Linked DNA regions of Mus musculus: region 2 is linked to region 1. The links are chromatin loops, found by intact Hi-C in ENCODE. Cell type or tissue: gastrocnemius. All regions are shown on one strand. Links, peaks and the distances in the headings refer to the core of each region. The heading gives the core; the rest is flanking DNA. Region 1 holds the start of Bms1 (BMS1, ribosome biogenesis factor). Region 2 holds the start of Csgalnact2 (chondroitin sulfate N-acetylgalactosaminyltransferase 2).

What was found. Peaks named below come from ENCODE experiments on the same cell type or tissue, not always from the same donor. Only the 100,000 strongest peaks of a DNase experiment are listed, where the experiment ranks them.
Region 2: it touches region 1 in a loop (3-fold over the local background); 1 of 42 quality-filtered maps calls a loop at or near these places.

What each region holds. Positions count from the first base shown.
Region 1 is chr6:118,417,120-118,421,515 of GRCm38, forward strand. Bms1 (BMS1, ribosome biogenesis factor) reads right to left here and starts at 2,298. Exons shown (of 23, transcript NM_194339.1): 1 at 2,169-2,298; 2 at 1,290-1,498; 3 at 269-459. The coding sequence starts at 1,465. In gastrocnemius, for the core only: no CTCF peak of the experiment used is centred there; a DNase peak (open chromatin) is centred at 2,520; H3K4me3 peaks cover 2,291 bases; H3K27ac peaks cover 2,038 bases.
Region 2 is chr6:118,136,338-118,140,733 of GRCm38, forward strand. Csgalnact2 (chondroitin sulfate N-acetylgalactosaminyltransferase 2) reads right to left here and starts at 2,803. Exons shown (of 8, transcript NM_030165.3): 1 at 2,686-2,803. In gastrocnemius, for the core only: a CTCF peak has its summit at 2,585; a DNase peak (open chromatin) is centred at 2,868; H3K4me3 peaks cover 1,716 bases; H3K27ac peaks cover 1,547 bases.

The sequences.
Region 1 (4,396 bases), core at 164-4,163:
GGAGCTCACTTATTGTTAAATGAATGGGCTCACAGTAACAAGACCCAGTCCTAGGCCTTTCCACGAAGCACACTTGGCAAAGCAGACCAAGCAGTCAGACTGAGGAGGTGCACATCAGCATTGTATGTCTGAGAAGTTACCTTCTGAGTTACAGGCAAGTCAGTAAAAGCAACCATGTGGTAATCGGATGTAACAACATCGGTGTTATATATTCTGTTTGACCAAACAGCAATCCCTTGGCACAGCAGTCTATGGAGGCACTCCCTACCTGACACAATTGTCACAGGGCCTCTGATCTCACTCAATTTCTGTCTGGTAAAATTCCGAATCAGGCATCGTATCAAAGTGCTCTTTCCAACTTTTGGAGGTCCCATCACCACTACCACTATTGGTGGGGGCTCCAGTGGAGTTCTGTCAACCACTGGAATGTGATGCTTTTTCGTCTTTAAGTCCTGAGTCCTATGTGTTTACAAAAATAAAACAAAACAAAGTTTACTTCCAAAACACAAAAGATCTTTTAAAAGTCCAGATGGTATAGAGACCAGATAATACATGGATCCAATTAACTTTATTTTAACCGGTTAACTTCTAACCCCCTCCTCACCCAAAAGTTATTCTTCAGTAAAGATAAAACAGATGACTAAAAAATAAAGTTAATAATCAAACACATCATGACACTGACTTGGCTTTAATGTTTAAGAGAATTAAGGGGAACCATAGTGACGAGATGTTATAAAACAAGTCAGGTGTAGGAGACAGGGTAAATGTTCTATCAACTGGCTATTGAACTTGTGCTCTGAATCTGTTTTCTTATCCACAGATGAGAATAATTCCTAACTTCTTAATGCTGTTGAAAGAATTCAATTAGGTAACATTTAAAGAAAACTGCTGGCTATATATTATTATCTCCCTAAATACAGTTATTTTAGTATTTTACATTAAAAGTATTGGGGGGGAACCACCAACACTTTAACTGCCATGGAGATATGCAAAGTTTAGGAGATTTTTTTGTGTGTGATCTAAATTGTGTAAATTCTTCTTCTTGGACAAGAAAGAAAGAAGGACAGAAAGAAAGAAAACAAAGAAAAAAGTGGGGAAAGGCAAAGGGCAGGTGTTAGAGGGAAAATGTTTCTTTGACAGAGCTCTGACATTTTAGGAAAAGCCATACGGCATGCCTACTATGGCATGCCTACGTCCTTCAGACCTGAGTTAAGACTCACAAGGCAAATGCCATCTGGGAGAGGCTCCCAGTACTTAAGGGAAGACCCACTAACCCCAGGTAAACACACCTGTGAAAGGACCTCGCCATCCGCACAGCTGACTGCACTGCGAAAGCTTTGGGGTTTCTCTTCCGGGCATCCTCTTCATCTCCAAGCTGTAGGTCTTGCAGGTGCCGTTTCTTTTTCTTCTCAGCTTTAGGCCCACTGTGCTTCTTCCTATGTTTCTTGTGGTCCTTGGTCTCCATGGTGGCTATTTATCTACTACAAATAAGTCTTACCTACACGGAACAGGGAGGACGGTGGTGGTAATCAATTATAATCAGGGTAACACAGGAGGGCAGTAATTTAATTTACTTAAGTGCTGATGTATTTGTTCATTGAATGGAGGTAGAAAATGTTTAGCCAGTATCTTCAAATTCACGTCCCTTTCTTACGCCATAAAGTATAAGAGTTAGCAGCACCAACACTATCCTTCTTATGTTTTATGTTGAAGCCATTTCGACAGTGCTCATTTTTTGTAATGACAGAAATACATCCTACCTGCTGTTCTCAGTACAGAAGCCTTGTGAACTACACGTGGTTACAGAGAATTTCAAGCGTACCTTCGGAAACTGAAAACTATCTTAAGTTTAAATTAATTTTAAACTTAGTCGCACGTGACTAGTGCCTACTATTCTAGGTAGCTTAGGCTGAAGTGTCCTTTTAACTTAAAACGAAAACAAACATACAAGTTTAAGACATCCGAACAGTGCTGAGCAGACTCGCCTCTCAGCTCCTGGAGGAAGCACATTTTCCCCTCCCGGTGATCTATTTTTGCTGGGAGAAGAACACGCAGCCGAGCTGGGCAGGAGCCCTCCCTGCTCGAGTGACCCGCTCCCCATCCAGCACTGCACGAACCCACGCCCTCCACACTCCCGGGAGCACCTCTCCGGCGGCCGAGAAACTTGCCTTCCAGCCCAGACGCAGCCTGGGAGCAGCCTGTCGGGAGGTCGAGGACCGACCGAACCGGGAAGCCGACGGGGCTCGCGAAAGCACTCGGACTCACGGCAGCAACCGCTCCAGCCCGCAAGCACGACGCCGGAAGCGGAAACTGTCCTTCTGCTTGTACCCGTCGGAGGGAAACGAGCAAAGAAGAGGGGAAAAAAAGGAACCCGTGGACGGACGACTTTCAGGGGAAAGCCGGAAGTAAGCTCTGGGTTGGCTGAGGGTTGCGCAAGCGCACTTTCAGATTTCGCACGGACTGCCCTCTCCTTCGGGTCCCAGCCACTCTGAGAGTCGGGCTCTCAGCCAGCGCGACCTGGCTTCAGAGGATCCGCGCGGCGCTGGGCCCTGGCCCGCTTATTTGAGTAGCAGAGGAACGCTGGAAGGACGCCCGAGTCATCGCCAGTCCCAACTTGAAAGCTGTGAATTCCGCCGCCCCATCCGCTAGGCTACCGCTCCCTGTCACCGCTGCCAGAGCTGTCCTCACGGGTTTTCAGCGCTCTGCTGCCCTCTTGTGCCAGGACCGACGGGCTGAGGGCAGGGTGCTCCTCTGTGCTCCTGGAGAGGGCGTTTTCTTCAGAAAACGTCTTAGCTTGCCATTTTGTGTGCATGTGTGGCTATGTGTGTCGTGTGTCTTGTGTCTCTGTGCTCAGCCTTGCATCCCCAGGACTCAGTCCAGTCCTGGGGAATAGCCCTCAAACCCCCAGTCCCGGTTATTTGCTACAGTTATGCTGGACTCAAAACTGAGCTCATCTCAAGGAGAATAAGAAGTAGGGTTTTTTCCTTGCGCCAAATAAGAGTGACTGCGGCCTGGGAATACGGATTCAGGTTCCCACAAAATAGCATGTTCATGCAAAACACAGCTCTCACCTCAATGAGCCAAGAACATGGGTTCAGTTGCCTCAAAGTCTCCCATTTTGTACCTTTTAATAGCACACCAACACAAAACAGCTCTAAAGGTTCATATGGAAATTATGAAACAAAATCAAAGGTTTAGCAAATGATAGTTTGTGAGGTTGGCCCTCCTATTTCTCTCTCCCCATCCTTTGACTATCATTCCAGTGACCATCATTCTAGCCTTTCTGCACATTCCAGAGCAACGCCCCAATTTCTGCAGGAAGTAGTTATAGAAAAGACTACATTGCCCTTTATCATCAACAAAAGGATTGGAATGTAAGATCGCAAACTGAGGACAAATGGCTGACAGAGGTGTCTATTGAACAAGTCAAACAGCCCTCAGTCCCAACCTGTGACAGGGTCATCCTGCCTGGCAACTATCCCCCTAGCTGAACCACCAAATGAGGCCTATGAGAAATTTCTCATACAGTCCAACGCTGGAAGAACTCAGGGCAGACACCATAGTGCTTGCTAACTCACTCATTAGGCTTATGCTTGCCTTATTTTCTTACATAGCACAGTATCACTTGCCCAGGGAATGGTGGTACCCATAGTGGGCCTGGCTATCCTAAATCAATTAATAATCAAGTCCAGCCCTCCAGTCATACCTATAAGCCAATCAGATTTATGCAATTCCTTAACTGAGACTTTCTTATTGGACCATCATATGACTCTGGACTGTGTCAAGTTGACATTGAGAGGTAACTAGACAACTAGTCAGTTAGTTTTCTTAAGGCACTAAACACTAAGGACATTTTTCATAGGCATACTAAAGAGATTTTAGCATGTTTGTTTCATTATCCCCAAATGGTTGCTTAGAACGCAATGGCTAAGATATGGAGCTGCAGAACATTCTGTTACAAAGTAGATGCCCAAAGATGCTGGGAGTTAGTGGACGGGGGTTGGGTGAGAGACATGGCCTTTGACATAGGGAATGGGATCCACTTTAATTCTGAGACACTGGAGTTAAGGTGCCTGAAGGCGTGTGGTGTGAATGTTGACATTTGAGTATGCTGGGGCTTGGTGTGCATGACAAATGTGGTATCTCTCTGGGGGTAAGCTCTCGTGAGTCCTGAAATATTAGAAAATGTGTTCTATGTAATCCTCAATAAATAAAAAAACTTTTGAGTGAACAGTTTGTATCTCTAGTTAAATAGACAAGTCACATTTATGACACTAGATAAGGCCATTTTGTTCACTGATACTATTTTGTGGTGGGGGAGAGGTTCAAGCCAGAGTTTCTCTGTATAGCCCTGGCTGCTTGAAATTTGCTCTGTAGAAATTTGCTCTTTGAACTC
Region 2 (4,396 bases), core at 225-4,224, 280 kb before region 1:
AATGTATCCATGGTTGGCCTAGAATCACAATTGTCAATTCAGTCATCAATAGAGTGCTGGGATTGCACACACGAATGACCATAGCCTGCTCCCACGGACACTTTAGAACACTACACTGCTGTCATACAATGTCTAAAAAACTGATTTCTATTCATTTATGAATAAACAAAACATTAGCTTTGGAAGCTTATAAAATTATATAAATTTTCTCCATAGTGTAAAATGTTTATTAGGATGTATCTAAGGATGTATCTTCAACAATATTAAGAGTTTTGGTGTATCAATTCACTCATAAACTTCTACACTTCTGCTTTTAGAAATATTATTTCCTTGATACATATTAGGCATCTTCTGTGTGTTGCTAGGAGAGTGGAATCCAGGAGCTGCTAGCACAGGTACCTTTCCACATGCTCTCTAAAAGGTCATACTTTCAGATCATCTCTGCCCACAGAGGAGGAAACCAGAAATTGGAAAGGGAAAGGTTGACCTATGCTTGCCAGTATCCTGTCCTGTTCCCTGATGTCTATCTCTGTCTCTGTAGGTGTGTATGTGTTTATTGGCTGTTCCAGACCTGTGTCTTAGGTATTCTTTGTTACGTTCTGTGTTTCAATATTCCAAAACTAAGTGATTTTGTGTGTGTGTGTGTGTGTGTGTTCGTTCAGTGGGCAAAGCACCTTTCCAAACTTGAGAGTACTAATGTTTAAAACTCAACTTCTTGTATTTGTGCAAATGACATGCTGGCTTCCTACAGATATTTAGTGATTATTGTTCTGTTATTTAAATAACAATACTAATATAAAAAAATCCACATCTGGAACTAACCTTATAATTCAGCTTTACACTTACAGCTAGTACTTGTGGAGTGACAGTGACTATGTCTTGAGCTCTCGATTTTTCTAACCCATCTTTAGTGCTGTCCTTTGGTGCTTCATTTCTCCTACCAGCTACCACACTTCCCCTTAACAACCACTAACTTGAGCAACATGGTTACCTAACTGTTATCAAACTGAACAGTCATATCGTGGCCTGCTCTAACTGACTTGAGGGTAAAAGACAGTTAAATGAAATGAGTCTTTGAGAAGATGGTCACTTGTGCCAATACAAAGTGCAAATAGTAGCTTAATGACTATACATGTGTTTGAGACAGGGTCTCAGGGTATATATTCTTGGCTGGCCTGGAACTCACAGAGATACACTGTCCTCTGCCTCCTGCGTGCTGGGATGAAAGGTGTGCACCACCATGCCTTAACTCATATTTTTAAAACCAACCTTCACTTCTGTATTAGTTAAGATAATCTTTTAAAAAAGAAAGAGTCCACGTTAGTTAGGATGTAATTTTTTTCCTATTGTAGGTCTCAGCCATTTTACATCTGACAGAAATGTATTCACATACTAAGACATTCACAAGAATGTTATAACACCCCTAAAACCTAAAACAAATAATACACAAATCTGGAAGCACACATTCATGAACAGAAGAACAATCACATCACAGAATGGCACATTACACTATAAGAAAGAATTATCAACACCATACCATGATATGAATGATATCATATCAAAAAACACGAACAGTGACTTCCACAGCAATATTCTGAGAATACTATATATTAACTCCATTAACATGAAGCTTAAAATAGTCCAAACTAATGGCTGATGAAAGAAGTCAGAACTCTTAATGGGGAAGCAGGGGTAACCTATTTGGAAGAAGCAGAGCACTATGGGAATGTTGTACAATTAAAATCTGATGTGTGTAGCAGCAGACAAGGTAAGAAGCATGTAATGATTCACAGACAGTTCATTTTCATGCATTTGTTGACGTTTTTTTATATTTTATACCACTACAAAAGGAGTGTAGATGGATAAACAGTAATTTCTTAATTATCTGAAACTAAAGCTGGTTGTTTAATATCAACACTTCTAAGCCTCATATACTGAAAACACAACACCCTTTTTATATTCTTTTAGTCACATAATTTAAAAAAGATAGTAGCAAATATTCCCGAATATTATGCCATAAAACACCTTTTTATTACTTCGGAAATCAGAGGTGCTTTTTTAAATGCACCTTTAAGAGATGGCATTAATCCCCAAGGTATTAAAGGCCCAGGGGCCTTCAGTGGCATGAACTGTCAGGACACTGCATGTACATTTCAAAAACAAGCTAAAGCACACCTTCAGATTTAATGAGGACTTAAGAAGAAAAGCGTTAGATTTGTAACCAAACTGTCATGCCGCCAATGTCATCATCACAAACACAAGTACCGCTGTGGTATTTGACAAATTACCCAGCCAGTTGCTCAGAAATGCAGGAATTTTCTAAACTATCTGGTCCTTCTGACAGTTCTCCGTTTTTGGTTTTTATCCAGGTTCCGGCGATCATCAATTCCTACTCCAAGAGCATCTTTTAAAGGGGAGCGTTTTGTCAGAGGCAGGAGGGCTGCTGCCAGTGGGCGCGTTCAACCCCACAGTAAAAAGTTTAGCCACTCAGCAGAGATGATGACGAGGAGGTTAAAAAAAAAACCTGACACGCAAACCAGCGGTCCCTGGCAGCAGCGGTCTCCAAAACGGGACCAGCCTCGGGAGGGCGCGTCAAGGAAGCGCCGCGCCCAGCGGCGTCCCGGAGGGCTCGTCCGAGGGGACCGGCCGCTGCCCAGAGGCGCGGCAGGACACGGCGGTACTCACCGCGCCCGCCGCTCAGCGTCGCCGCCTCTGGGGACCTGCACACCTGGCCAGCGCCCTGCGCGGGGCCGGCCCGGCGCGCCGCCGCGGAGCACCGCCACTTCCGGCGCGCGCGAGGAAATGAGGGAAATGAGGCTGGGTTGCTGTGGCGCGCCCGCCTCCGCGGTCAGGCCCCGCCCTCCACAGCCAGACTCCGCCCTCCAGGGCCAGACCCAGCCCACCGCAGCCGGGCTCCGCCCTCCACACTGCCAAGTCCCGCCCTCCAGGGCCAGGCCTTTCTCTTTCCAGCTAGGACACGCCTATTCCTCCCTCTTCTGTCCTGTGCCCTGCACAGAAAGCTCCACAGATGACAGTTGATTCATCTAAAAACAAACAAACAAACAACAACTGAGATGGGTGCTCAAGCCCTGTGGGATAAATAGCCTGGGAACATCATGCCTTAGAGACACTTAACTAGACACGCATGTGGCTAATCGTCACATAAGTGCTAACCTGGCAGAGCTGACTAGCGGGGAGGCTGAGGATAGCCAACATGCCTTCTGCTCAGGGAAGATCGGTACTGAACACTGAAGAGGTCCTTACGTGTTTTTACTTAAAATAAATAATTCCATTTGCTGCATGTAAAGTACCGTGTGTGTGTGTGTGTGTGTGTGTGTGTGTGTGTGTGTGTGTGTGAAGTCTAGCCTTTTCAGAAAAGCACACACTGGCAAAGTTGGAAAGAGACTGGATATGCAGTCAGCAAGCCTATCTTAGAAGTAGGTGATCCAGACCGTTAAAGTTTTCAGGATTTCCCTTGTGGCATTAGAGGAGAACATCTGGGCAGAAGATATCTCAACAACTGTCAGCCAATAGAGCCAGCTGTGGTCAGGAACAAAGTGTCTCCCTTGGACAGCTGCTTCTTTAGGACGCACCTTGAAGTCCCCTCAGACATCCATCTTCTCTAGTACAATCACAAAAGACAGTCCACGTGGGTTAGCTGCCTGCTGTCTACCAGCCACAGTCCTAAGTATGAGTGCAGGGAGGCAGGAGAATTCTCTCCTAGGAGACTTGGAACATGGGGACCTTTAGCAAATGGTTAAGTGCCCAGCACTGCTAAATTTCCAAGATAAGGCAAAAATTCTCTAATGTATTAATAAAGTAGATATAAATGGCACCTCACTGAAATCTTAGCGAGCCACGATGCCAGACTCCAGCTTTGGCACTGTTAGTCCAAGCCCACATCTACTGTGTGCCTACGTTACACTTGACATTTCATTAACAGTTTCTGAGAAGTCCCCAGAAGCCAGGTGTGACATCTGCCTATAGTCCTAGCACTCATGAGGCTGAGACAGAAAAATGATATTTTTCAGGCCTTCCTGGATTACTTAGTAAGTTCCAGGGCAGCCTGGGATATACATTGAGCCCTTATCTCAAACAAAAAGAAAGTCCACAGATGTAGGGACCTTTCGAATGTGCCCTCTAGACTCATGTTCAGCCATAGAGATGCTTGGATTTTCCTTAGGGACACTTTAAATAGGATGGGGACTATGGCGGAAAGAATGAGAGAGACCTCCCCTGCAGTTTCTGGCATCTCAGTACCAAACATGGGCTCTAACTGAACTTGTGAATGTAAAGTCTCCAAAAAGACAAATAAATGTCCCCAGTAACCAAATTCAAGCACACCCCACTTTTTAGAACCCTGCAACCCATCTACTTCAGGCATTTCGTTTTTTTC